Linked DNA regions of Mus musculus: regions 1, 2, 3, 4, 5 and 7 are each linked to region 6. The links are chromatin loops, found by intact Hi-C in ENCODE. Cell type or tissue: gastrocnemius. All regions are shown on one strand.

Region 1 (4,000 bases), 880 kb after region 6:
ACAGAGACAGGTCAGCATGCCTCCCAAAAGTGTGAAGGAGAGCCAGATTCAGAAGAAAAGAATGGAGGACTTCCTGTCACACCAAGATGACACGGACCTGTCCAGGGGACAAGCTCCTCTGGCTAGTGTTGAGTGTAGACTTCCTGCCTTCCCTTCCCAGAGGACAGGGAGAAAGGGCGTGCTAAGGGCATGTGGGTTGAGGTTTGCTGGGAAGCTTTGCCGGCTGCCTTTTGGGCTATTCCAGTTTGCTGCAGCTTATGCTTGCAAAGCCTCTCCTTTTCACTCTATGCCCAGCGAGGCTGAGCCAGGGTCCTGCCTTTTTTTCATAGCTCCTCCACTATCGTGTAGCCAGGTGACAGTGCCCCCGCTCCTGAATGGCTGGTTTGTGTCTCCATCCCTACTCCCCCAGCGCCCACCTCCTTTTCTTGAGCACCCAAATGTGTCCAGCCCTACCGGGACAGAAAGGACCAGGAGTGAGTCTGCAGCCCCTGTGTGTTACCTAGGCAGTGATCCTCCTGGGAGTCCTCCCATTTCTCACCAATTGCAACCAGACAATTAAAGGTCTTCCTAGCAACAGAGGGAGGAGCAGGGTCTCTCTGCTGTTGCCATGGTTGCTGGTAAGGATGCAGACTTGGGATGAAGCAATACGTGGAGGAAACCTCTCTGGGAGAAAAAGGCCACATGAGTGTTGGAGTCAAGATGGCACCTTGTGGACTTCCTTTCAGCCCTAGAACCTCCCATGCCTGAAATCAGCCATGCTCGTGCCTTCCTAGTGTTCCTTTAAATTCAGGTTCCGTCACTGATGAGCACAAATCTCTTGGTTAATACCGTGATACCCTTTGGGGTCTGTTTCTAGCCTTCATCCTCTCTTAAAATTTTTTTTACAACAGGAATTTGTCTAATTCCTGTCATTTGTAAACACAACAGATTTCATCAGGCCAAGGGCTCTCACCTCAGGATAAAAACAGCTTTTGTGGGAGATAAGGCCGAGATAAGGGCTTCTGGAGGGAGTGGCCAACCCTGCAGGTCAGAGATAGTTACCAATAGCAGGAGACAGATCCGGCTATGGAGGGGTGGGCTCTGCCTGTGGGGTTTACTCTGTTAGTGGCCTCTCTAGGCCAGTTTCCTCATCTGCCCCCCAGTGTGTGGGAGGTTCAAATGAGGTCAGCTAATTTGAATGACAGGGTCTGTGAATGCATGAGGTCATTTTTACATCCCCCTGGGATTGGGCTCAGAGGGAGAAGAGGCAGAGGAGGGAAGGGGAGAGAGGTTGGAGGTAACGCCTCACTAAATCTAAGGTGGGTGGAGAGCCAGCGATCTTTTTAAGAAGGCTGAAAATAGCTTGCTACAAAGCACTAGCCAGCGGCTTCCTTGTACAAGTTTTTTTTTTTTTTTTTTTTTTTAAACCGCAGGGTGCTAGGGTGAGGTGTTCTTATCTCCACTTCTTAGAGAAGAAGTTGGGGAAAGTGCTCAGACTTAGCTGGAGAGGGGGGTGCAACTGGAATTTCAACCGAAGCTTCCTCTTCATACTTTCTCACACATAGCCCAGGTTGGCTTTGAATTCCCTGTCTGTTGCTCCTTCACCTCTAAGTGCCGAGACTACCGCAATGCTTTTATATTTATTTTAGGAACGAGAAAAAGTGAGGTCACGACTAGGGATGCGAAGGACGTTTGGGAATGTACCCGGCTGGTGCTTGAGAAGCGGCAAGGAGAATCGGTCGGTCTGTTTCCTGGCTGCTATGCAACCGGGCTTCTCCCTATCCAGAGTCTTGTAGCTCACCCCTGAGTTGGAAAGCCTCTCTCGGCAAACAGAGAGCCTAGCAAGATTTAGCGGGAAAGTCTGCCATCTGGTGGCCAAAGGGAGGAGCTCACGGCTTGGGAAAGCGCGGCGTTGGAGAATAGATGTAGACAGCATTTGAAGTGGCGAGGGCTGCGGGAACAGAACAAGGCTGCCTAGCTGTCTCAGCATTCAATGTGGGGCCTGGGTGTGCGCAGGACGGAGCAGAACAGTCCTTATTAATAGTCCCCCACCTCGTCCGCCTCCTGAATAGTGAGTGTCCTTTCCTCTAGGGGCTGGAGAAGGTGAAGGACCCAGAGCAAGGTCTTAGCAGATTTCCTGCTTTTTAGTTCAACTCTTTGGACACTGTCACCAACTCCTAGCTCAGCTCCTAGCCCGAGTCTCACGCCTGTTCCTTCCGCCCGCGGAGTGAGGAGGAATTTATCTGCGTCCCGCCCCTCCGGTTTTTAATTCTGTCCCTCATGCTGCTGGCAAGTGAAGATGCCCAGGGGCTCTACACCTGGCTTCTAATTTAGAGAAATCCTGACTAAATGGGCCTAGGGGCTTCTGTCAAAGGCTCCCAGATGATTCCTGCATCTCGTTCCCTGGTGCTGAGGTGAAACCCAGGGCCTTTGTGCTTGCCGGGCAAACTTCTATTCCTGCGCTACATCTCCCTCATGTGATGTCACAGCTAGCCCCTCTGTAGCCTTCCTACCTTCAGGCGATCTACTTGTACTCTCTCCATTTGTGAGGACTCTGACTCATTTTAGCATCATCTCATTTCCTGGCCTTGTCGGCTGGTGTCTAGATTAGATGTCCATGGAGACAACAGGGTCTTCTCAGGGCTTCTTGCTCTAGTCTGTCAACTTTCCCACCAGCTCTGACCCCACTGTATCCCACGACTGTCTTGGGAGTTCGTCTCACCCCTGACGGAGCGCTTTCTGGGCAAGTTTTATTCATCTTTGCATCGTCCACTTCTGACAGTGCCGGGGACGAGCCGTGCCTGGTGACTCGGGATGTCGATAAATGGATAAATGCTCGAGCTGATTCCGCCTAGTCGGACAGGCAGACTTCAAGTTGCTGAGACCCTCGACCTTCTAAATGTCACTCTTTCTGACAATCCCTTAAGGCCGTGAACACGGGTCAGATGCTGAAAGCACTTGCTGCAGCTGCCTGGACCTGGGAGGGTGGGAGGGGAGGGGCTCTTGACAAGGTGACACACAATGTGCGGGGGGTGTGTGTGTGTGTGTGTGTGTGGGGGGGGGTGAAGTCCCAATCCCCTAATCCTGCCTAGCTGCTGCATGAGAGCTCCCCTCCCCACTCTTCAAAAAAACCAAACCAAACCAAACCAAACCAAACAAAAACAAAAAAACCCAAACCTGTGCTTGGAACAAATATGATAAAAAAAAAACCCAAACAACAAGTAATATTAAGTGTTTACCGCGTTTCATTTAACCCTCAGGTGGCTCACCCCTGAAGCAGTAACACTACTAAGTGAAATGGGCTTTTTTTGATGGGGTGTTAATTTGTATTGAGTTGTCTCTTTAAGCAGCTAATACTTTTTATCTAATTGGTACCTGTAACTTTTTCTGGTTTCTACAGTTTAAAATATTAATTTGGTGTTTTGCCTGCCTATATGCGTGTGGACCATATGTGTTCAGTATCCGAAGAGGCCAGAAGAGGGCATTGTATCCCTTGGGATTAGAAATATTGCTCTGTGGATACTAGGAATTGAACCAGGGTTCCCTGGAAGAGTAGCCGAGTTCTGTAACCACTGGACCATCTCTCTCCAGTCCTCCCTCCCTCACACTAATTTTTTTTTTTTAAAGACAGTCTCACCACGTCTCCCTGGATGGCCTGGAACTTGGTTATAGACCAGGTTGACCTTGAACTCAAAGAGATTTGCCTGTCTCTGCTTCCAGAATGCCAGGTCTAAAGGTGATCACTACCACTTGGCCACTTTCCACACTTTTTGTCCCCTTTTGGAATTCTGAGGATGGAACCCAGGGTCTAGCATAGGTTAGTTAGGCAGGTGCTGTACACCACTGAGCCACATCTCCAGCCTCATTTCTACATTTAGTGGGCAGTTATCAGAACTGGTCCCCAGGCATGCTGATGTCACAGTGTCTATCCTTAGAGAACCATTGGGCTCCAGGACCCTCCATCAATCATTGTCCTAGCTTGAGGAGAGGTAAGGGACTTTTCAGCCAGCCAGGCTTGCTT
Region 2 (4,000 bases), 550 kb after region 6:
AACAAGAAAGCCCAAGGACTCCTTTTTAAACCATCTGTCCCTAAGCCTTAAGTGTAGCCTAGAGTCCAAGCACAGAGATTGCTCAACTGCAGATCCAGTGAGCCCTGTGCATATGTGTTCAGTGGAGGGGAAGGAGTCTCAGGCTCTGGAATTACAGAGACGCATGTGTGGATTGCAGCGTTGTCCATGACCAGTGACTTCACCTCAGCCTTCTCATCCCCGACACCAGGACACATCCCACAGGTTGGGAGAAATTGATGTGTGGTCAGTGATGTGTGCAGTATACCTAGGAGAGGACCCACTGTATGGGAAGTACGTGATAAGCTGACACATCCCCATCTTTACCTTCCCTCTTGCAAGCTGCTCCATCCCTCATACTGGAGAGTGAGATTAGCCTATGGTACACTGCTGCTTTTTATTTGGAACTCGGTTCACAAGTGTCAAGGATTTTCATATATGTTGCTACACTGCCTTGGGAAACCAGAGTTGTCTAAGGATGCCATTGCTGTTGGTCTTCTGCAAGGCTTGAATGAAGTAATTGGACTGTATTATCTCAGCATGCTTAATCATCCAGAGACATCAGTCTTTATCCTCATTTGAAAGGTCAACTAAGATTTGTAAATGCTAGGGCTTACCCACGCTCTACCACTTACAAAGCACCGAACCTTAGCACAAAGCTAAAAACAGAACCCAGCCTGGTCTACCCTAGTGACTGGCTCTCCCTAAACCTTGCCCTTCCACCTGTAAAAGGAAACTCTCGAGCCCTCCAGCCTAGCTGTAACAAGGCTAAAAACGCATCGCATGTGCCCTTCGCCTACCCCAGTGCCAGGGTCAGCAAACATGCCACGTGGCTAACAATCTTGCCACTATTCTGGAATTTTAAAAAAATAAAATATACCTGATTTTTTTTCTCTACCACTGGGCTTCACGCACATGTTCAGTGCCTCCAAGAAGGACTTCCCAAGCCTGTATGCACCCAGGAATCTTATTAAGATGTCGGCTCTGATTTCTGAGAGCTGGGGTCAGGCCTGAGATGGTGTATATAACAAGCTCCCAGGGGCTGCCCAGGCTACTAGTCCAAGGACCACACTTTGAATAACAAGGTCCCTGAGTGGCCCCACACCCCATCTGACGACGCAGAGATTCCAGTGAGGGAGCTGCTCCTAGGCTCGTTTAAAGGAAGCCACTAGCCCAGATTCTGTCAGAGAGGGGACATAGGGTGGGATGGAGAACAGAGGGAAGAGGACAAAAGAACATCCCGGTTCGAGTAGATTTGAACAAAATGCAGCAGAAGAGAATTGAATTGGGCTAATTAGACACACGTTGGAAATGGTGATTGCTTTTCACGGATGTGTAAGTGACAGAAATCGTCATCCGAAGTCCCAATTACCATGTTTTCAAGCAGTGGAAATACCTCCTAGATCTCTGGGCTCAGCCGGAAGGTCTAAATGAGATCCTACATACCACACCACCCTTGGTATAGGGATGGGAATGGGGATTCTGCCTAAGCCAAGTGTTACTTTGCAAGAACATCAGAGTATACAGGCCAGGGCTGGCGGGGGTGGGGTGGGGGTCCCATTGGATCCTTTTTGAGGTTCTCTTATTCTTCTCTTCATAATTATCTCTATAGTACCACTATCATGCATGCATGTATCCCTGAACTATCTAGCATACCCAGCCCTGCCTCAGACCCTAGTCATGGTCATCACTGCCACTTTCTTACGGGGCTGCATCGCCTAAGAGGTACCTTGAAAGTAATGTGATTTACAATGGTAATTCATTCCGCTTGGGGCAAATAGAGATTAAGCATCCCTTATATGAAATGCTTGAGACCAGAAGCATCTCAGATTTCAGATGTTTCTGGATCTTATAATACTTGCATGTGCATACTAAACTATCTTGGGGCTGAAGACCTGAGTGTGGGTCCCAGAACCCATGACAAAGCCAGGCATCATGATGCTAACTTATCATCTCAGAACTGGGCATCAGAGGCAGTCATATGGTTAGAGCTTGTTGATCAGCCTGCCTAGACAAGTGGTCAAGACTCAGGTCCCAGTAAGAGACGGGCCACTGAGTTAACTCCATGGGCAAAGGCACTTACCACACAAATGTAGTGACATAACTTGGATATCCAGAACCCATGGATCTTAGGATATCCGTTGGTGCCAAGAGACACTATAACCAAGGCAAGTCTTATAAAGGACATTAGTTGGGGCTGGCTTACAGTTTCAGAGGTTCAGTTCATTATCATCATGGCGGGAAGCAGGTAGACATGGTGCTTGAGGAGTTGAGATCTCTGTATCTTGATCCAAAGGCTGCCAGGAGGAGACTGCCCTCTGCAGGCCGCCAGGAGGGGACTGCCCTCTGCAGGCAGCCAGGAGGGGACTGCCCTCTGCAGGCAGCCAGGAGGGGACTGCCCTCTGCAGGCAGCCAGGAGGAGACTGCCCTATGCAGGCAACTAGGAAGAGAGTCTCTTCCTCACTGGGCAGAACCTGAGCATAGGAAGCCTCAAAGTCCACTTACACAGTAACACACTTCCTCCAACAAGGCCATGCCTATTTCAGTAAAGCCACACCTCCTAATAGTGTCACTCCCATGTGCCAAGCGTTTAAACACCTGGGAGCCAAATGTATTCAAACCACCACATTGTAAAGGAGGGATAAAAGGACTAACTCCACAATGTTATCCACTAACCTCCACAATTGCACTGTGGCATACACCATACACACACACACTCACACACACTCTCTCACACACATGCTCTCACACACAGTCACACTCAAAGATATCTAGGAAACAGAACCCAAATCTAATAATGAAATTAACCTGGTTTATATATATACATAGGCTGTCATTGAAGGCATTTTTACTATACCCTCATTTGGACCATGACCTGAAGTCAAGGGTAGAATTTTTTTCCACTTCTGGTGTATCAGCACCCAAATGTGTCATTGTACTTTGAATTCCTGGATTAGTCATACTCTACCTCACTCCTATTTCATGGGACATAAAAACAAGGTCAACAAGGACCAGTCATTTCCTTACGGCATGTAGCTGCCTGCCTAGACTCAGCTCCAGTCCACTCCACTCCAGAGCCCAGGTTTTCAGAGGAGCAGACCAAATGGTCCAGCATAGAGGTGCCTGGTGCTGAATATGTACTCAGCCGTCTGGGCTCATCTGTTGGCCGCCTGTTTCACTAACTGCTGTGAAGTCTCAGGCCTATTTCCTTCTTTTCCAAGTCTGCCTTCCCTATCTGATAAAAGGGAGTGTAATGACAATTGTACTAATCTCACAGGGTTCTTGGGAACATTATATGTGATCATGAATATAAAACACTTAGCTTGAAGCCTGGAGAACGTGCTCAATACCGTGAGTGAGAATTCCTATTACACTTTCCATTCCAGACACCGGCTTTCAGAAAGCGGGCCCTGAGTCACTGTGGCATGGGGGGGGGGGGGAGCCAGATAGCTCCTCAAAGCACACATTTCCTCTCACTCTCCCCTCTCAGAAACCTCTGTGTGGGGGATGGACTCATATAAAGAACCAGACAGACAGGGACTCAGCCTTCCAGCTACTGGAGAGGGGCCTGAGGCTCCTACAGGCAAGAGAGTGGGAGGATACCTCTGGGCCCACAGTGGAGGCTATCCTGGCCCTACGCCTCAGGCTCAGCTGGCAATAAGCACACAGCCAAGAACCCCCAGTCCCATGCATAGTCACTGTCCCAGCCATAGACACTGGCAGCAACAGAAGATGGGACAGGCTCTTCTCAGGCAGATGGTGAGCAGGTGGCAGTGGCAGTGGGAAGGCTACCATGATCACCCTGGCCTGGCATGCACTCAAGTCACTGAACCCATGGCTCAAAACTATATACAGCAGCTACCCCCTCCCCAGCCCTGGTGCTACTGGGTCCTACAAAGTACAGCTTGCATGTCCCAAGAGAGTACAGGATCCATGTCCCAAGTATAGGGTCTGTGTCCCAAGAGAGAAGCAGGAGCCATGG
Region 3 (4,000 bases), 570 kb after region 6:
TCCTGGCCTAGAGGGAGGAATCAGAGAAAGCTGGCCAGATGCAAGCAAGAGCTAAGCCAGATCCAAAGCTTATGGAGGACTTTGCCTAAATTCTGGGGAGTAGGATAAGAGACTGGGGTGACCAAGCAAAGGCATGGGCCAGAGAGGAGCTAGCTAAGAGATCTGCATTTGCAAAGGCATAGAGGCACAGGCAAGCAGGACACAGTCAGGGAATGGGAAAGCATTTAGCATGAACCAAGTTGTTTTCTCAACAGCTTAGGCCCAGGACAATTAGTAGCCCAGGCATTTGCTGGGTGCTCCTGGACACACACAAGGGCTCTGTGACCCTAGCCAAGTGATTGAATCTGGAGCTTCTGTAATTACTCAGCACCTGTAACTATTAATCTGTAATTATCTTGGGCACCTATACACAGTGGGCCATGCTCCAGACCCTGGGGCTGAAGATCCACAAGAGGATCCTCTCCCTGCAGAGCCTGACCAATGGGCAGGGCTGCACCGTCGGGGTGGATGCTGGCACAGTTAGGAAGCCACCACCCTTCCTGCTCTCTTCCTTCCCCACCAGAACAGCCCCGCAGTGTTCCAGACACCCAAATGGGATGTACCTGTGCCCATCCCGCGGAGACTCACCCAGGAGCCAGCTGGCCAGCAGGGCAGCTTGTACGAAAGCCTGGCTTCCAGCCTCAGCAGCAATCCTAGAATTCTCTCCCAGAATCCCCTGTAGAGCTTTCAAAGTATGTTTGCCCACAAAGGCTAGAACTGACTTGCTCTGGGGTGAAGCCCAGACAATGGTATTGTTCAGATTCCCCCAGTTGGCTCTGAACACATTGCTTGCTTCGTAGGATACACTGATGTACGCTCTGGTCTTTAGCCTTTGTTTACAACTATTATATGTTTGATACTGAGAGACAGGCTTCAAAGGAGGCGGTACTTTGTTGGATCACATCGTATCCTAGTGGAAGAATCAGATTAGGACTGGGGCCTTGGATGTGCATAGATACAACCAGCCCAGTTTACACACACACACACACACACACACACACACACATGCACAGCCACAGATCATAAACATTTTAAAGAAAACTGCCACTATACTAAACACGTATGGACACACTGAGCCCCTGCCGATACGTCCAGCCCACAGCCCTCTGGCCATGTGTAGCCAATGACAGCTATGAATATGATCCAGACAAAATCAGAAGCTTATTTAAAACGTGAGATGTTTTTATTTGTGAATTCTTTTATAAGCTGATTGCACAGTTCTCCGGCATGAGTTTGTAGATGACAAGGTTACGTCACAGTCTCAAATGGTAGAGCATGACAGTCACCACATGCATGACAACTATTACCATAGCGGGTTTTGTCCGTCTCAGGTATCGGCCTTCATCTGGAGCTAATGGAAAGCACATGGGAGGAGCACAGGGCTTCAACGTAGATACTCTTCTATGTAAGGGGTGCTCAGGACCTGAGCACCCTGGAGGGGTCAGTGACCCTGATGTTACAGCACACAGTACTGCTCAATGCATATTTGTCTAAGCAATTAGCTCAGCTAGCATTTGCTGGAGTATAGACTTGAGACTTGCCTTCTGCACTTGAAAGGCCAGATGGGGAAAGAGACATGGATTTGAATTCTAATCTGCTCTATGCTCCAAGGCAGCCATCTGAAGAGGGTGCTAGGCATGGGTCAGGTGAGGTTGGAGCTTGGGTAAGTCCTAACCCACACACCCTGATTGCTCTCCCCAGGTGGCGACTGACAAGGACAATGGCATCCTTCTTTACAAGGGAGACAATGACCCCTTGGCACTGGAGCTGTACCAGGGCCACGTGAGGCTGGTGTATGACAGCCTGAGCTCCCCTCCAACCACGGTGTACAGGTAAAGACCTCCCCCTCTTGGCCACAGGATCCGTTCCTACAGAGCAGATACCAGGTGACTCTGGGGCCTCCTGTCCCACACAGACACAGCTCTCACACAGTGGCAGGTGGGAGGGAGAAAGGTGCTACTGGAGGCAGAAGCAGGAAAGGAAGGCAGGCCCATGTGGGAGATGACACCTCATTACCATAAGATAAATGGCCAGCTGGCTACTGTGCATGGAGCCAGGTGCTCCAATGGAGATGAGGCTGCTTAATGAGGTGCCCTTTTCAAAATGTCATCCTAATCTTTTATTAGTTTAAGAAAGAAAGCAGGACGATTAGCATGCAATTCAAGGAGAGGAAATTCAAGAGCACCCAGGGAACAGGACTATGCTTAAATGACTTTCAAACTGTCCTGAAAGACAGTGCTTCCTACACCTAAGTCTCTTTAAGTCACCCTGTAGGTTGGGCAGCTTGCTACAGCTGTAACAAAATGCCAGAGGCAACCAACTTATAAAGAGGGAAGGTTTCTCTTGGCTCACAGTTCTAGAGATTTCAGTCCATGGTCATTTGGCTTCGTTGCTTTGACTTTCTCATCATGGTGGGAAGCATGTATTAGAGTAAGCTCCTCACTTCATGGCAGCTGAAAAGCAAAGAGAGAAGAGGAGCCCGGGGTCTCATCATTCCCTTCAGCCTATGCCCCTCAGTGAGCAGAGGGCTTTTCACATAGACCCTATGTCCTGAAGGTTCCACCACCTCCCAGCCGCACCACAGACTCTGGACCAAGCCTTACACATGCAAGCTTTTAGGAGACACCTTAGACAGCAGACTGGAGCATGTAGTTTGACATGACTGCTGTGCAGTGGTTCCCTCGTGTGCCACTGTAAGCCGACACTAGGCCTATCACTCTCTCCAGCCTGACCTGAGAGCCACCTCATACAGACAGGCTCACTCACTCTAAATGTGTCCTGCTGTTTAGTAAAGGACGCAGTGAGCATCCCTCATCCAAGATAACTTTCCAGAGTCAGAAACCCCGTGGTGCCCATAAGTTTTCAGTATTTAGACAGTCCTCATCTACAAGGTAGAATTACCCTGCTCAGGCCCAGGCCTCTGTGTCTCCTCTAGCAAATCCAGTTTGAAAAGTCTTGGTTAAAGCCAGAGGGATGAGCTGGTGACAGTAGTGAAGGCCTTTAGTTCCAGTGCTCCACAGGCTAAGAAGTATGTGCGAATCTCTGTGAGTTTGGGGCCAGCCTGGTCTACATAGTGAGTTCCAGAACAGCAAGGGCTACCCTGCTTCAAAAAAGCTAAATAACCAAACAGCAGTCTGAGCTGGAGGGTATAGCTCAGTAGAAGGGTGTTTATCTAACTTGCATGCAGCCCCTGAATCCAGTCTTCATATCACACACAGACACACACACACACATACACACACACACACACACACACATATGCCCACACATGGTAGGGTGGGAGATGGAAGCAAGGGAAGAAGGAATCAGTGATTCTGAGAGCAGAGTGTAGTCCCTGAGGTGACGACACCTAGTAATGTGGTAAAAATACAGAAATACACATTTTTTCAGTCCTTTCCCCAGAAGAAATGAATCTGAAGCTACCAGGGAGGGGACAACAAATCTGTGTTTAAGGAATCCTTCAGGTGACTCTCATGCATGAGAAGAAGAGGAAAGAAAAGAAAAGAATTGAGATAAGGCCTTCCTGTGTAGCCCCAGCTGGCCTGAAACTCACTACGTAGACCAGGCTAGCCTTGAACACCCAGAGATCTATCCTCTGCCTCTCTGCCTCTCTGCCTCTCTGCCTCTCTGCCTCTCTCCCTCTCTGCCTCTCTGCCTCTCTGCCTCTCTGCCTCTCTGCCTCTCTGCCTCTCTGCCTCTCTGCCTCTCTGCCTCTCTGCCTCTCTGCCTCTCTGCCTCTCTGCCTCTCTGCCTCTGGAATACTGGGATTAAAGGCATCTGCCACCAAATCCAGCTTGGTGCATACATTTCAGAAGCAGGGCTTTATGTGTGAGAGTTGGATCTTGAAGGGAGACACTTGCATGCATAGAGAGAACAAGTAGGCGGCTGTGTTGGTCGGGACTGTAGCAAAGACAAGAGTACCAACCAGAGCAGAAGGCTCACAGTGGAAGATGGGGAGAGA
Region 4 (4,000 bases), 290 kb after region 6:
ACGGAGTATCCCTTGTGCAGAGTGCTTGAGATTGGCATAGGTTGGGATTTGCAATGGGGACAAATTTTGGAATCTTTGCCTATACATGAGATGTCTTGGGTCAGGGCCTAAGTCTATAAAGATATAATTCATTTATGCTTTATATACACAGGATGAAAGGATTTTGATAGTATTTTAGTACACCAGCCCATCACGGAAACTCTGGTGTGGCTATTTCCACTGTGGCTTCACACAGTCACTCAGTGCAGTCCAGATTGGAGATTTCAGCTGGGTTTAGGAGGCTTAGTCGGAAGTGAAGGTCTGCTTGTCCTATCATTACTTCTTCTCGTGTTTGCCCAGCTTGGTTAGCATACAGAGCCTCGTATACAGAATGCCTCTAACCAGAGCACAGGCGGGAGGTTAGCTGAGACTTGTCACCCCTCACTGTCTTGTGTCCTCTCTAATTACAAGTGCACACAGTCCCCTGAAGACTGGAAAGCCCTTGCTGCTATCCTCTGAGCAGTTTGCTGCCCCCAAGTTTGTAATTCTGTCTGGCTCAAGAGTGACTTGAGCTGGTTCCTTCCTCTCTTGCAGTTATTTTTACTCCCTGTGGAGTTTGTTTTGGAAAGGCAGTTTTTTAAAAGTTTCCCTCTCTAACAAGAGTTTTGTTAGATTTTTTTTGTAGACCCAAAACAACAACAACAAAAGACCATTTCTTAAAGATACATACTTAGCTTATTCATTCATGCCTGGATTTGCCTGCTCTCCCTGGCTTTGTCAAAGGGCCATTCTTCCTCGGTGTTTTCCAAAGCTTTCCTGTTTTCAGGAGAGCTTTCTAATAAAACCCCTGAATGCAGTGGTGTGTCTTGCAGCCTCCTGGGCTCGGGGCTTTGGCAATGTAAATGTCCATTAGTTTGGCAAGCAAGAGTTTGCTCCAGCAGGATTTGTTCACAAAAGAGACATGCAGAAAGGTTGTCAGGCTAAAGTGAACTGTGAGGGCAGGCAGCTGGAAGTTGGAAGTGGGGAGAGCATTAGGGGGGGTCCTAGAGAAATCCCTGACTTCTTTAGGAGGCCCATTCCAGAAAGGCAGCCCTGGCTCCACATTATTCGCTTGATTCTCACTGGCCCTAAGGATATCCCAAGCGATTGTCTTCCGACCTGACATCACGGTACTTGTGTAGCTTTCTGTCCAAAGAGTCCTCAACTAGACAGCGTGTGGACTGCAGAGTACCTTAACTGTCTGTAAATAGTAGGCTGAAAGTTTCCTTCAAGTGAGATCGTCTGCTTCCTCACAGACTGCTCTGGGTCACTGTGTTCTGGGAGCCCCTTTGCGGTAATGTCTAGAAACCCAAGACACACCCCTCCTTCTTTCGTGCCAAGGAGATAGAGAGACCTGGGAAAGAGCTGAGGATAGGGCACAGAGTTCTCGATCTCTCCCCCACCAATCCAGCACGATGGGCAAGCCTAGTCTGTTCACCCCATGCCTTGAAATCAGAATGTTGTCTGTGATCCTTTCAAACGTTGAGCATTTTGTGTGCCTGTGTCGCTGAGAATGGAAGAACCACACACCAAGTTTAGAGGAGTGCAGCACCTACGTCCTGAAGCCAAACATCCACATTTGCCTGGGACTGGGAGGTTTCCCAGGACATAAGGATTTTTCATTCCCAGTAAAGTTTTCAGACAAGATGGTCACTTTAGAGACATCAGACTTCCTGACACCTTAACACGGGCGCCACACCCAGTGGGCTTCCTGCTGGAGTCTGACTGTTGGGATAACTATTCCAGTAAGAGGGGTAAATATATAAGCCATGTTTCTCAAAGATAACACCGTGAAGCCCTGGGCTGATTCACTCTGCTTCTGGTTAACGTGTACAGGTAGGAAGCTCCCACACATGTGACAGGAACCTGTGGGAAAGGATGAATAATCCCCGACACTCACCACCAAAAGAGGAAAATTAAAAATAAGTATCTGGGTGAATATATATATATATATATATATTCGTATTCAAGTCACTTTTATCTCTATTCTGCAACCAGAAGCTTCCTCTGTCTTGGATAGGCTGCCACCGTGTGGCCCTAAGCAGGCATGTGGGAAAGTAGAGGAAAGCACAGAGATGGGAATCGCCTCAGGCAACAATCAGTAGGGAAGGCAATGAGCTCAGTGCTTGTGCAAAGACTCAATTATATTGTCCAGGGCCTGGCTTCCCCTGTGGACCAGGATAATGCTCCTGGACTTGCCGCACCTCTCCAGCCCTAAACATTACGATTGCCACAAAGTTCACACATATAGAAGCTGAGGCTGGAGCTAAGTTACTCTTTCACAGTGACCTGGCACAGAGCCAGATCTCAAACCTGAGTTGGTTGGCCGTAAAGCCCTTGGCCTCCACACCAGGCATACTGGAGGGGAACCATCACAAATGGAAAAGGGGGGGATGGGATGGCCTGCGGGAGCCAGCTCTTCTGGAAGAGGTAAGCCTGACTAATTTAAAGGATGGATGGGTGCATCAGGAGAGAATCCAGAATCCAAGGTGTGGAACCCAGAGCAGAGAGGGAGAAATAGGATCCTCTGCTGAGGTAAAGGTTAATGGAGGAGACAAGTTATGAAGTAGCCAGTGAGGCATGAGTAGGAACCCGAAAACAGCTAGGAACGGGAGGCCGGTGGACAGTGTGCTCAAAGTCCTTACACTGTAGACTGCGTCTTCTAGCAGCAACGAGTACCTGTGTGGCTGTTGACTTAACACTTGTGAAGCATTCAATCCACTTTTGATTTATTGGTGGAAGTTCTGTGAACTGTGCGTTCGGATAACCCCATTACATATAGGAGGAAACAGCCAAAGAGAGGTGGCCGCCATAATAAAAAAGGGACTCACAGCTTGAGGGAAAACAGTTGCTTTTGGTGGAAAGAGCCATCCTCAGTCTGTCGGTGAGAGGCAGTAAGGGAAGGTGTTTGAAGTTGGGGCAGCTCAAGGACACAGAAGGCGAGGGTCTCAGTGTTGGTGATCTGGCTGGTATTTGTGTTGAAAGTCTCCTCCCCATGACAGGGATGGTGGCATCATCCAGTAATTCCAAACTCTGGCTTTATAGGCAGAAACCTGAGGATGACAAGTTCAAGGCTTGCCTTTGGTACAGACAGAGTTCAAGGTCAACATGGACAACTTATCGAGACCCTTTCTCAAAAATAAAAAGTGAAATGAAGTGTGTGTGTGGTGGGGGGGGGGTCTAGTTAACTAGTAGAGTACTCGTCTAGTATTCGTGAGGCTCTAAACTCTACCCACAGTATTAGAAAACAACAGAAACAGAGGAAGCGGGAGGAACTGGAGAGGCAGCTCAGTGGTTAGGGACATTGGCTGCTCAGGTTCCCTCCCAGCACAAACATGATGGCTAAGCCAGCCATAACTCTAGTTCTAGGGGGATCAGATGCCCTCCTCTGACCCTTAGGGCAGCAGGCACACACGAGGTATATATACATGCAGGGAAAACACATATAAATAATCATATACATAAAATAGAATAGATATCAGAGAGAGAGATAGAGACACTTCCTGCCACCTGTGAGGGTTGGGACCCACCTTTCCATCTCCATGGAGAGAAGGGGGATGGACTTGAGAGGAGTAACCATAGCAGCCCAGGTATTCGCTTGCCCTTGTTCCAGTAGGGGGTCCTTCCCAGACTACCAGCCTCAGGCAGGTCAGTTCTCTCTCACCCACACTTTCCTTACCTGGCACATGGAGTTTATACATTTGTTTTTCCTCTTGTTGCACAGTATAGACTTGAACAGCGTGGAGTCTAGGACCATCCCGGGGTACATCGGGAGAATCTAAAAAAGACCGGGACTCGGAAAAAGTTTCCAGTGATCATGGAACCAAGTGTGCGTCTTTTGAAAAGTCTCCTTGTCCACACCTCGCATGAAAATTGTTAAAGTCACGTTTGCTTTGTGAGGACAGGGCGTGTTGTTCAGAATGCTTCACAGGAGCAGTCCTCTGCTGACAGCTTTGCCTTTATGGATGGCGCGCCATACTGG
Region 5 (4,000 bases), 270 kb before region 6:
CAGCTGGGGGAAGGGCCCACATCCTCCCACAGTGCATGCTCTTGGCAAATTCAGACGTGTGAGCTTTTGGCACTAAAGTTATGCTCCTTTTGCTCTGTGTTAGCTCAGGGCTAAGAAATCTCTTGGGGGCGAGTAAGCTTTTAAATGTTAGAGGACAAACTGTTCCAGGATCCGTGTGCATTTAGCAATTTGCGAGAACGGCCACTGTCCCTTATCACTGCATTTACGTTTGCAATGCTCGAGTGGTGCTTTGTCTTCTAGGAGTGGGGCTGGAGGCTGACATTGTCCTCTTTTCCTGTCCGTCTGGTGCTGAGATCTCCCTCTTGGTTCCGTCTCCACCCGGGAATGCAGCATGGCGTCTGGTTAAGTCAGTGTGTAGTTTTCAAGTTTTCTTTACTCCATGGTCATGAACTGTTTAGCAATGTAAACACCTTCCGAGAACTGTGTCAGTTGTGCCACTGCACGAACACCAGAGAATGCAGTTATGCAACTTGCATCCCCCAGCTCAATCCTGCGATGCGCTTTCATGATGTAAACAGGGAAGGTCAATGGTTTTAAAAAAATGCCTATGGTATCAGCACTCGGGGAACCAAAGCAGGAGATTTACAAGGTCTAAGCCTACCTGAGTTATTTAATGAGAGCCTATCTCAGGAAGAGGGAGGGCAGGGGAAGCCGGTGATGCGTAGTGCTGTGGGCAGTCTAAAGCGTGTCTGCGCTTCAGTAACTTCCAAACACTTTCATTTTCAGTGCTGGTGACTGAAACAAGAGCTTTGTATGTGCTAGGTTGGTGAATCCACCAAGCCACACCCATTCTTGAACAGTAGTTGTTAGGTTTTAAAATATTTATGTATTTATGTATGTATGTATGTATGTATGTATGTATGTATTTATGAGTTTTTTAAATGTAGGAGTGTTCTATCTGCATGTATACCTGCATGCCAGAGGAGGGCATCAGATGGCTTTATAGATGGTCATGAGCCACCATGAGGTTGCTGGAAATTGAACTCAGGACCTCTGGAAGAGGTTCTTAATTGCTGAGACATCTCTCCAGCCCAGTAGTAGTTGGTCTCCCCCCCCACTCCCCGTGTGTGTGTGTGTGTGTGTGTGTGTGTGTGTGTGTGTGTATGTGTATGTGTAACCAGCTCTGCAACACCTGCTGTTATTGTCATCATTGTTATTTAATGAATAGGAGTGCAGTCCAAACTACTTATAGAAAGTGTATGCCTTAGTTTGCTGTGAAGAGACAACATAACCAAGGCAACTCTTATAAAGGACAACATTTAACTGGGGCTGGCTTACAGTTTTGGAGTATATTGTCATCATAGCAGGAAACATGGCAGCATGCAGGCAGACATGGTTCTGGAGGAGCCAAGAGTTCTACATATTGATCTGAAGGCAGCAGAAGGGGACTGTGTCCCCCAAGGCAGCCAGGAGGAGACTTTATTCCACACTGGGCAGAACGTGAACATAGGAGAACTTAAAGCCCATCTACTTAGTAACACACTGCTTCCAACAAGGCCATACTTCCTCCTATAAGGCCACACCTCCTAATAGTAGCACTCCCCATGTCCCAAGCATTCAAACACATAGATCTATGGGGGCAAAACCTATTTCAACCACTATAGTGTAGTATAGTAAATACATAAACCAAGACATGATCATCTATTATTATCACGTATGAAGCACTGTGCATCATTGGATGTGTGATACATTTATATGACAGACAGAATGGGTTTGGTTTCCCCAGCATCACTACAGACACATGAGTAATGCATCACTGTGGCCTTACGCTGGCTGCAGTACTCCGTGACTATGCTTGTTCAGTTCTTTTCTAAACGTGTGGGCCCTCTGTTGTACCTGTGTTCAATCACAGACATTGTTATATGGCCATCACTACATGTGACTCAAGGTGCTTTGCTGTGGAAAGATCTGTGTAACTATGATTTGCACCCCAGAATTCCTGGAAAGGGATTAACATGCATCCTGCAAACAGAGCCAGGTTAAAATCCTCAACAGTGACACCCCATTCATAAAATTTGAGTCTTCCAGCCAATGTAGGTGAACAGGCTTGAAAAGTAATATCTCATTTGTTTCTTAATTTGGTTAGAAGTTTGGGCTTCACTTCTACTCCCACAAAAGTCATTAGTCAGCTCTCATCCCAAAAGAGTGCTTTCCAAACCTTGCTGCATCTTAAAAATACCTTAACTAGAGAGTTTGCAACTCCTGATGCCTACAGACTATACCCAGTACTAATTAAATCTGAATCTTCCAGACATCAGTAAGTTTTGCAAATCCCTCCATGAATTCAATGTGCGGCAGAGTCTGAGAACTTTACACCGAAGCAACCACGCATGCTCTACCACGTCATTGAGCTCCGTTGCCTCTGTAGCTCAGCGGCTCTCAGCCTAGCTGTTCATCAGCATTGTCCTTACAAAAAGTCCCATTCTGATTCATCACATGAGGGGCACATCAAAAAATATTGAGCTGCTTCCCCAGGTGACTTCTACTATCAGCTAGTGGAGAATCACCTCATCCTCAGATCATTTTAAAAAGTAGTGCGATGTGAGTCCCTTAGCATTTTCTGGCAGTTAAGAGCTCTATACACGATTCAAATTCTTGTTAATCAGTAACTTCATAAGAACCCATGGTGAAGGCTTGTTCGATAAAATACAGCTCTATCAAGTTTGTTTTGTGTATTTATAAGTGCTTCCGCACAATATTTGGAATGGATAATACAAATTTACCACCTACCTAAAAATCGAATTTAACCAGCGTCCTCTGTTTTCATGTATGTGCTCACAGTAGTTAGCAGGAGAGCATGGGTTTCCCTTGGGAAGGTTGGCGGCTGGGCTGATGTTGGGGAGAGCTTTGTGTTATTCAGGGTTGGAGCCTATGTTAGAGTTTATCCCCTTCCAACTAATGGTGGTATATAATAAGGCAGGGATGGAGTGCAGGCTTAGTGTGGACCTAGGTTTAGTCACTAGCATAACCTCCCCCCAACACCTCACCCCCTGCAAAAGATCAGCTTTGAAAATTAAACATAAGTTTGAAATCCCCCATGAATGCTTCTACTTTCGTATTCTTAAGAGGTGCAGGAGAAGCGAGGTCTTGTTGTGCATGTAGGTGGAGTGTAAGAATTGGTGAAGACCTTTGTCCTGCATCTGGGCTATGGCTGTACCCAGAGCTTCCAGCTCCAGTGCCACAGCTCTGACCACAAGACAATTGCCACCTTATCATTCTGAACCTGGGGTGATTGCTCAACCTCAATTCAGTTCAGGAAAGTTGCGTGCATTAATAAAACATTTAGCATGCCAACTCTGAAAAGCAAAGAGGTGCATGTCTGTGCACACCCAGAGAAGACAGTCCAACTATCTATCATTTAGAGTGCTTAATATTCATAGACGACCAAAACTGAAGTGATTTGCCAAAGCTTCTAAAATCCGTCTTCTCAGATGTAAATACATTGTTTTAGGACAATGGACAGGTAATCCTCCCTTCCCAGATTGGCTTGTTATTTTTACTTCATGTTTCAATGTAATCTATGTGATTTGTCTTACAGGAAATGGAGTTGAGTATTTATTTTATGTAAATTGAGACAAAATAGTAACCTCACACCGTTCTATTCCCCATTCACAATGCAAGGGAGAGAAGAATCTTTGAGCAAAATTAGAAAACTGGGAATGTGCACACAGAGTCTATGTTTCCAGTTTATTTTCAAAAGCTCGGTATAGTTTTTAATTCTACTCCATTGCCTGTGGTTATTGTGACAGTAGTTTACTGGCTCTTGCTATTGCGCTCCATGCAGTTTTTCCAGTTCGCTCACTGCTGCCTCCTCGGTTATATTTGGGCTTGCTCCTTCAGTGAGGTGAGTAAGATGTCAGGAGAAAATTAGATTGCGTGCATGGGTTCCTATATGCATTTGAATTTGCCGTCCCTGCTGTGAAGCAAGATTAGATTACAGTATTGCTCCATTGTCCCCCAAACTGAGTCTGAGAGTCTT
Region 6 (4,000 bases):
TGTCACAGGATGCCAAATAAGCCTGCTAATTGGGAAGACTGTTGACACAATCACTCATTCAGCAGTCTTCAAAGGTTTCCTTACACCTGTAGGCACTGAGCATTTGCAAGTTAATTCCGCATATCTCTTCATATGCATGGCACTTAAAAAAGATGTTGGGAGCAATGGATGAGGCAGGGTCACTGTCCTGGAGAATCTAAGAGTGTGGACCATCAATGGTTCCTGGAGGAACTGATAGACAAGCTGAATCTGGGCCAGAGATAGAAGACAGAAGATCAGAAAAGGATGTTCTTGGGGGAAGTGCTGAGTGGGCCTGAGGGGTGGGGGTGGGGGAGAGAGAAAGAGATAGAGAGACAGAGACAGAGACACAGAGAGAGACAGAGAGGGACAGAAACAGAGGCACAGAGACATAGAGACAGAGAGGGAGAGAAGGACAGAGACAGAGAGGGGGAGAGAGAAACACACAGAGAGTGAGAGAGGGAGGGAGGGAGGGAGGCAGGGAGGGAGGGAGGGAGACTGAGACAAAGACAGCAGCTAGCATGCATGAAAGAGCTGACATATTTGCTGGGAGAGCAGATCGCATTTCAGACCTGCATCTTAGAAACACTCTTGGATCTTCAGGACCAAAGATGGCTTGGCAAAGCCAAAACAATTAAACAGTGAAGTAAAACAACAAAGTAATATATGTGGGAGCCAAAGAGATCAACAGTTATACCTGAACCTAGAGTCCATGTTCCTGTTGGAGGACTACAGACTAGGCGGGGCCAGCTGCAAGAGGACCAGACAGGAGTGGGAACTGAGTAGCTGTCCAGAGGAGACACTTGTAGGCCTACTGCCTTCTCACATCCCTGACACCTTCCGGCTAACAACCTCACTGTGTCGCCTTTGACAGAAGAGCTCCTTCCTCCCTGCCAACCAAGTGGAGTTTATACAGAAATGGTACCCATTGCTTCTTGTCTTTTCTGGTGAGAAGAGTGATTACATAACCAGTCCAAACCAGTCCACAATTGGAGCCTTACTGGGAATTTGGAAACATGTTTATGACCTCTTACCTTGGAGCTAGTCCTTGAAACCCTTTTCTCTTTTCTTCTTAGATTTCTTTTGTGCTACCCAAGGCTTTAATCGAGCATAGTGTTTTCATGATCCCCACAAGCTACTGTTATTATATATTGCTTGCAACCAGAAAAAAATGTCATCTGACTGTGGTGGTCCAGTAGAGAGACAGAAGAGGCGAAGGAGAGGCCTAAAGTGGGTTTTCTTCAGGGGATAGGTGGATGTTTGGTTTTAAAGACTGGAAAAGAAAAGGGAATTTTTTTTTAAAAAGTTGGCTAAGGAGGCGTTTGCAGAACACCGAAAATCGTTCCACAGAATGAAAAGTTATCTTTGGCATATGGGCATAGAAAATTCTACCCAACAGCTTGACCCCTAATGACTTACCCAGACTTCAGCAGCGAGGCTGGCGAATTCTTTCGCGAGGAGACTGACACATTGTGAAGATGCCTCAGAGGTAGGCAGAGGCTGAAATGCAACCATGGGCCCTGCTCCACAACCTCTCACTAATTAGCTGGGTAACTTTGCACGGAAGCCTACCTCTCTGATTCTCTTTTCTCCTTAGGAAGAGACAAGAGGTGCGTTTTGTATTTGAGATTCTGAGCTTACATTCCAGGAAAGCTTTTTGTGAGCACCAGAAGGAGTTAACTGGAAAACTAAAGTCAGCAAACCTGCAGCGAATCTCCAAGAAGGGGCAGAGTAAAGAACACCCTAGTCGTTGCTGGGGAAACCCTGTCCCCTAAGAAGACACATGTTAGACCCAGCCATTGCCAGAAGACAGTGGATGTAAAACACCCAGATTAGGTGATTTCTAAGGGTGTCTCTGCCCAAGAAATGCAGGTCTCTGTGCACCCTGCTCGTCTGTGTACGCATGTCTATTTCACTTGCCCAGTACTTAAAGATGACTGATTCTGAAGAACTCCCATGATCTGTGGTCTGTTTTAGGGGCCTTCTCTGAGGAAGTAGCATATTTCAATGCCCGAGAAGTCATTTAAAGATCCAGTAGGCTCTCAAACTCCCATGCAGCTTAAATAGAAACACAGAGGCTTACCACTGTGCTCAGAGAACCCACCCAGGTCCAGGCTGCAGGGCTGCAGAGCATGCTTTTAGTATGCATGCATTTCAGCAAACAAAGACAACCCCGCTCTTTGCTGTTCCAGACAGTCTGAGATGCTTTTGTGCCCTTGGGACCTTGCCCGGTCCTCTCTCATCTGCCTCAGCCCTGGTACTAAATTGGTTCAAGGTTTGTAGGAAAGCTTTGGAGGACTGAGGCAAAGGCATGTTTGGAGTTCTTTAATGCTGAAGTCACCATCGGAAGCAGAGCCTAGCTCTTTTCTGGCCACCAGAGGGCGATGGCGGCAGCAGCTGGGCAGAAACAGTTCCCAAGAATAACAGCAGAGAACTGAATCTCACGTGTGTGCTGGGGTTGGGGTATAAGTGTGTGGGGGTGGGGGGGGGGAGCTGGGGGGCAATTGAGTCCTTAGAGCTAAGTCTCTGAAAATATGCTAGCTATAATAAAATAAAATTTGCACCTCAGCTATATATTTACAGTGTGTAGTCAAGTAGCTAAAAGTTTCCTTTAAGGAAAATAGAAGAATCTGAGTAGCATTCATATGAGGGAAAAGAGAGTTCTCAGGCGCATAGTGGTTAGTGGTATGTGAACATACATGTTCTTCTCTGTATGTGACTGCATATTTTTTGTGTGTGAAAGTGCATGTGTTTTATAGTTAAGAGTATAGGGGTGTGGGGGGGTGTAGTGTGTGTGTGTGTGTGTGTGTGTGTGTGTGTGTGTGTGTGTGTAAAACCAAGGCTATTTCAGACCTTTCCAGTACAAGAGGATCTCAAGGAAGTCTGGGCAATATTTCCTCCAGTTCCTGCCCCTTCCCTTCAAACAAACAAACAACATCATTCCTACAAGTATGTATGGAGCCTGTAACATGGCCCTTCCCCACCGGCATCTGGAAAAGCTCAGACCAGCCAATTTAGAGCAGGCACTGGCAGAATGAAGGCAAGGCTGGGGAGGAGGGGGATGGGGAATAGGTCCCTTGCATGCTACTGCACTATTTTATAAAATCACGTTCTTTTCTTTGATGTGCAAGGGAAGTCTGTCAGAACGGTGGCACCTTGAAATAAGGAAATAAAGGTCCGCAGGTGACATGATTGCCCCTTAGTCCCCTAGACAGGAAGCAGATGAAGTGATGGTGTCAATACCGGGGTCCAAGTTCTTACATTTACTACAGAGAGAGAGAGAGACAGAGAGATAGACAGACAGACTGACTGACTGACTGACTGACTGACTGTGACTGTGTGTCTGTGTAGTGTTCTCTAATCTGTAAGTCCTCTAGGAAATAGTTGTTGGCCTTAGCTGTGAACACTAATTAGGGTAGGGGCAAAGTTTCCACGGATAAATGTGTCAGGGTACAGAATGCCTAGTAGCTGTATGGTCTCGGATAATCATTTCACTTAGTCCAACTTTGACTCTTTCACCTAAAACATGAAGCCTAGTTTCTGATGCTCCCATGTGGGTATTCTGTATCCAGCTCGGTGACTGAATTAAAAAAAAAAAATGAAGCCACGAGGTTTATCAGTTCTTGGCTCCCAAGAATAAATGAATTTCAATGTTTCTTTCCTGGCGGCCCGGGCTGGCCAAGTCCCTTTCCTTCCCAGTTGGGTCTCTCTAGCTCCCCTGCTGCCTCCTCCCTACAGGCTCTTGGTTGCTCCAGCAAAGTTCCCAACTTAGTCGACGTGACGCTCAGCGCAGCCAATGGGAGGCGGAGCTGGTGTTTTGGGAGGGGGGCGGGAGGGGCCGGGCCCCGCGTCTCCGGTGTCTACCCTGCTCAGTGAATGGAGAAAGCGAGCGCCGGCTAGCTCTCCGGACCACTCCGTGCCCCAGCCGCCTCTGTGCTCCGCAGCCCAGCCCTGAGCCGGACTTCCCGGGGCACGGTGCTCC
Region 7 (4,000 bases), 330 kb after region 6:
AAGATCCTGGGTCAGATCTGTCCCAGTGCCTGCTGTCTTAAATCAGGTGTTATCAGAATAGTCAGGCACCCTCATGAACAGGCTACCATAGCACTGAGTCCTGGTAACAGAGACTGTGTAACCTGTGAACTAAAACCTTAACAACTTTAAGCAACCATTTTCATCCTCTATTTGGCTTAATGGACTGGGGATGGTATAACAAAATACCATACATAGACTTGGTAACTTCTAAGGAGAGACACATCTTTTTCACAGCTCTGAAATCTGGGAGGTCCACAGTCATGCCTCCAGATGGTGCTGTGTGTAGCAAGGACCTGCCTGAATCGTGTTTTGTGGATGACACCTTCCAGGCTATATTCTCACACAGGACAAGGAACAGGGAAGCTTTCTAGAGTCCTTTCTGTAAGGCCACTCAACTCATTTAGAAGGAGTCCACCTTTACGAACCCACAAAGGTCTCATTTCCAAATCCTGTAACTCTGACGATTAGGTTTCAACCTGTGGATTTGGTGGGAGAGGCAAACATCTACACGACAGCAAGAGCCATCTAATGCTTTATCCTCATGAGGAATTTGAGGGCAACCTGCCTTATTCTTAAGCCTCTGGACCTAACCTAGAGATGGCTCATTCCCAACTCCGGCACATTTAATTGTATCCTTACCTGTCTCAGTCCATTTTGTGTCTAATATGCTTTTGAAGGGGTGTGATTGTAATCTTTCTCCAGATGGTGGATTCGCTTTCATGGGCCAGGGTCATCTCTTTGATCTGCTCCTGGGACTGGGGTGCATGGAGCCATCTGAGTGTGGCACAGTTTGGAGACTTTGGTGAAGTCCCTGTCCCTTTCTATTTATCATGACACGCTCTGGTCCTCATGACTTCCTGGCCTTCCTGGGGACATTTGAGAGAAAGCCTTCGCTTACTCAGACACAGGCAGGTTCCTGAAGATTTACAAGTGAGATTGTATAGGAGCCTGGGAACATTCTCAGTGAAGGGAACCCTGATTCTGACGGTGAGATTTTCCCAAAATGCGTCTTCAAAGCACAGAAGCTAGCTTGATCCCCAGAGAATTCTGACCCAGACAGTTTGGAGTGAGAGGTGTCTGCACTGTTCATAGGACTGGAAACGCCTATGGACTGCCTCTTTCCTCCTCAGCCCAGAAAGATAAATCCAAATTGATCCATCAGGTGTCCAGGCAGAACCAAGCACTGGGTCTTCCCCCTCGGTCCCTACAGTGGACCCTGAGCTCATTTGAGCAGAGCTTGTGGTATTTGCAGGTTCCTTTGAGACACCACAGAAGAAACAACAATAACTCACAGCTCCCTTAAATAACAGAGCTCGGGCCTTCTCTGTTCTGGACAAAACAGTCTTTTCAAGGTGTGTTGTATGTATTAGGCTCATGTTAGGTGGTTTCCCTAGAGCCAGCAGGAGAAAAATCTACTAAGAGGGGGAGGGGAAAAAGGTTAATTCTTAGCCTTGCTGGCTCTTGCAACAAATTAGTTCTCCAAACCTTTCCCCCCAGACTTTCTTTTGCTTGAAAATATCCAGAGAGAGAAGACATCCCCCCTATGCATACACACATACCTAAATATATTTCAGATAGACCATAAAGTATGCCCAGAGCCAAGATGATGTCTGAGGTGTTCAGAGGACAGTACTCCCACCACTTTGCTTTTAACTGTAGCGCCCACAGGCTCTGGCTCTGCATTCAACTGCAGCTGGATCCTATCTGCCTGCTCCCAGTTGAGCATCTTTCTTTTCTGACTCTTCTTTACATCCAGAGTTCTATAGCTCACCTTAAGGCTCCAATGCCCTCCCTTCATCATAACTACAGGTCAGATAGTGATTGGCATCCATAGTGTTATCCAACTCTGTGTCAGGACCTGTGCAGAGCAATATGATGTGCAGGTGACAAAGGAATCTGGTCAGGAAGAGGAGTGTGTGTGTATGTGGGGGCGGGGTGTATCACTTGGCCACTTGCTCCTTTACCCAAGCGATGGACAACAGTTTTCAGGGCACTTTCCCTCTGGCCTCTTTCCCCAAAGTGATTACTTCTTAATTCCTTTTCTATTGCTCAGCCCTCCTGGTTGACATCCAGTCCCAAACCAGTTCTGGTTCAAACTCTAAACCCCTGAGCTAATCTCAGTCAGGACAGAGGTGACTCTTAAAACCACCAGCACCCCTGTCAGATTCTCCTTTCCTGTTTCCTCTTTGGGCCAGCCTTCTGCAGCATCTCCAGGCTGCCACCTGCTGGCCAAAGAGAGGAATGAGCAGGGGCCCGTGGGAGTGGAAGGCGGACACCCAGGCTGTCAGCAGCAGCTCCAGAGGGACCCAAGGAGCATCCAGGACCAGAGTCTGCGGAGAGGACACTGCAGAGCATGGCTCTAATGGGCAGCATTTGCTCAAAGCCTCCCCATGCAGAAGGGGCAGCAGTGGAGGCCAGGGTCTGTTTCCTCTCATGTTACACCGCTCTTGCAACCTCTCCATTCATGCTGTCCCTGGTTTCTGTTTAGATGTTTAAACACTTGCATGTTTCACATGTGCATGCTCCGGGGCATAATTCCCCTTGTTCTTTGCTTCTCTGTTCTGTGTCCTTACTCTTCATAATGTAGGTCAAACCCAATGGAATGGCATGGAGCGTGTAAGTTTTAAACTATTAGTGACATGAAGAAAGCTTTAGCCATTTGCTTATAAATGAAACCATTTTTTTTAAGGGAAGGATAACACTCATTTTTCAGCTCCAGAAATTTTTTTCTCCACCTGATTAAAAAAAAAAAAAAAAAGCTCTGTGAACGGAGATTTTATGAGGAGATCAGGGGGTACTGCTGGGGTTCAGTGTGGTCTGGGTGAAGATGCTAACCGGGTGGAGATGCTCACCCCCAAGTCTTCAACTAAGCACACTGAAGGATTGCGACCAGTGTAGAAAGACCTCAGCCAATCACTGGGCTGGCTAACAGGCCCCCAGATGCCTGCACCCTAATGATTCAAGGTCCATGTGCTTATAAACCAATCAGCCCCCAGATCTGTGGGCTGCAGTCCCTGCCATCACCCAGCCTCTCCCCTGGATGTCACTGTTGTGCTGTGTGAGCAACGCCCGGGAGCGCTTCTGGGACTATGAAAAACCCTCCTTAGAAGCTGCCACCCTTGGGGCTAGAGAAGGCACCCAGGAAAATGCAGGACAAGCCTAGTCTGCAGGCACCTGGGGGGGGGGGCGTGGTCAGGACTCAAAATCCTGGACCTGTGTTCAAACCTGATGGCAATACCAGACTGTATGACTCTCTAGTACAAAGAAGCTAAGGCCTGGATAACTGGGAGGGGCTGAGGCCCTCCTTTGCGGTTCATACACCCTCCTGGACAAAGAGCTCCAAGCTGGCAGCAAGAGGAATTTGCAGGCCAGTATTCATTGTGTTCAGAGCAAGGAGCCAGATCCCAATCCCACACTTGCTATAAACAAGCAAAGGGAACATGGAGAGATGGTTTTACCCCAGCCCTGTTGCTTTGCTATAAGAATTCAGTGAGAACAAGGCTTAACAGGTGAGGCCCAACAAGGCCTTCGAAAGCAGACAGCCAGCCAAATTGACAGCCGGGGAGAGAACTCTTGCTTCTAATCCACTTGTGAAAATAAACGCAAGACCTGAGATTAGAGCAAATCGGGAGATGGGGCTGAGATTGGTGGACCCAAAGTCCCCTTTCTTTTCTTCCTGGTTCTGGGTTTCTGTGAAACGCCACTACCTCCTCACAAAGTCACAGGTACATGTGTAGGGAGGAAGCACCCAAGCTTAGCCTAAAAGCAGGCAGTGAGCCCTTTTTGTGCTATCTCCATGTTGATATGTGTGGAATAACCAAGAACAAACTTAGAACCTATGATAAGAAAGGCATGTGCCTAGGACTCCAGGCAGGGGGCTAGCACAAGATAAGTCACACCTAATTGAGGCCAGCCTAGTGTGCCTGTATTTCTCCAGCCTCATTGATGGCCACCCATCTAGAAGCCTTTGGTATCCCTT

What was found. Peaks named below come from ENCODE experiments on the same cell type or tissue, not always from the same donor. Only the 100,000 strongest peaks of a DNase experiment are listed, where the experiment ranks them.
Region 1: a loop joins it to region 6, with 9 times the contacts of the local background. A loop is called at or near these places in 2 of 42 quality-filtered maps.
Region 2: a loop joins it to region 6, with 2.7 times the contacts of the local background. A loop is called at or near these places in 11 of 42 quality-filtered maps.
Region 3: it touches region 6 in a loop (6-fold over the local background); 7 of 42 quality-filtered maps call a loop at or near these places.
Region 4: it touches region 6 in a loop (13-fold over the local background); 23 of 42 quality-filtered maps call a loop at or near these places.
Region 5: a loop joins it to region 6, with 7 times the contacts of the local background. A loop is called at or near these places in 4 of 42 quality-filtered maps.
Region 7: it touches region 6 in a loop (6-fold over the local background); 10 of 42 quality-filtered maps call a loop at or near these places.

Annotation. Positions count from the first base shown.
Region 1 is chr11:35,999,649-36,003,648 of GRCm38, forward strand. All of the region lies in intron 1 of Gm42072 (a long non-coding RNA gene), which reads left to right. Among named protein-coding and RNA genes, the nearest start is that of Gm42072, 3.8 kb to the left of the region's middle. In gastrocnemius, a CTCF peak has its summit at 1,855 (motif pointing left); DNase peaks (open chromatin) are centred at 1,178, 1,835 and 2,212; H3K4me3 peaks cover 330 bases.
Region 2 is chr11:35,665,206-35,669,205 of GRCm38, forward strand. The region is part of intron 26 of Slit3 (slit guidance ligand 3); the gene reads left to right. All of the region lies in intron 2 of Gm46278 (a long non-coding RNA gene), which reads right to left. Among named protein-coding and RNA genes, the nearest start is that of Gm46278, 9.4 kb to the right of the region's middle. In gastrocnemius, a CTCF peak has its summit at 2,377 (motif pointing left); DNase peaks (open chromatin) are centred at 2,388, 3,125 and 3,748.
Region 3 is chr11:35,686,813-35,690,812 of GRCm38, forward strand. Slit3 (slit guidance ligand 3) reads left to right here. Exons shown (of 36, transcript NM_011412.3): 32 at 1,741-1,871. Among named protein-coding and RNA genes, the nearest start is that of Gm46278, 12 kb to the left of the region's middle. In gastrocnemius, no CTCF peak of the experiment used is centred here; a DNase peak (open chromatin) is centred at 1,896.
Region 4 is chr11:35,405,729-35,409,728 of GRCm38, forward strand. All of the region lies in intron 4 of Slit3 (slit guidance ligand 3), which reads left to right. Among named protein-coding and RNA genes, the nearest start is that of Gm46277, 120 kb to the left of the region's middle. In gastrocnemius, a CTCF peak has its summit at 2,059 (motif pointing left); DNase peaks (open chromatin) are centred at 2,100 and 2,318; H3K27ac peaks cover 649 bases.
Region 5 is chr11:34,845,746-34,849,745 of GRCm38, forward strand. No RefSeq gene overlaps it. Among named protein-coding and RNA genes, the nearest start is that of Gm22022, 5.4 kb to the left of the region's middle. In gastrocnemius, no CTCF peak of the experiment used is centred here; no DNase peak of the experiment used is centred here; H3K27ac peaks cover 633 bases.
Region 6 is chr11:35,117,206-35,121,205 of GRCm38, forward strand. No RefSeq gene overlaps it. Among named protein-coding and RNA genes, the nearest start is that of Slit3, 2.2 kb to the right of the region's middle. In gastrocnemius, CTCF peaks have their summits at 2,378 (motif pointing right) and 3,730; DNase peaks (open chromatin) are centred at 2,389 and 3,894; H3K4me3 peaks cover 645 bases; H3K27ac peaks cover 875 bases.
Region 7 is chr11:35,449,543-35,453,542 of GRCm38, forward strand. All of the region lies in intron 4 of Slit3 (slit guidance ligand 3), which reads left to right. Among named protein-coding and RNA genes, the nearest start is that of Gm39705, 93 kb to the right of the region's middle. In gastrocnemius, CTCF peaks have their summits at 2,250 (motif pointing left) and 3,060; DNase peaks (open chromatin) are centred at 2,257 and 3,071.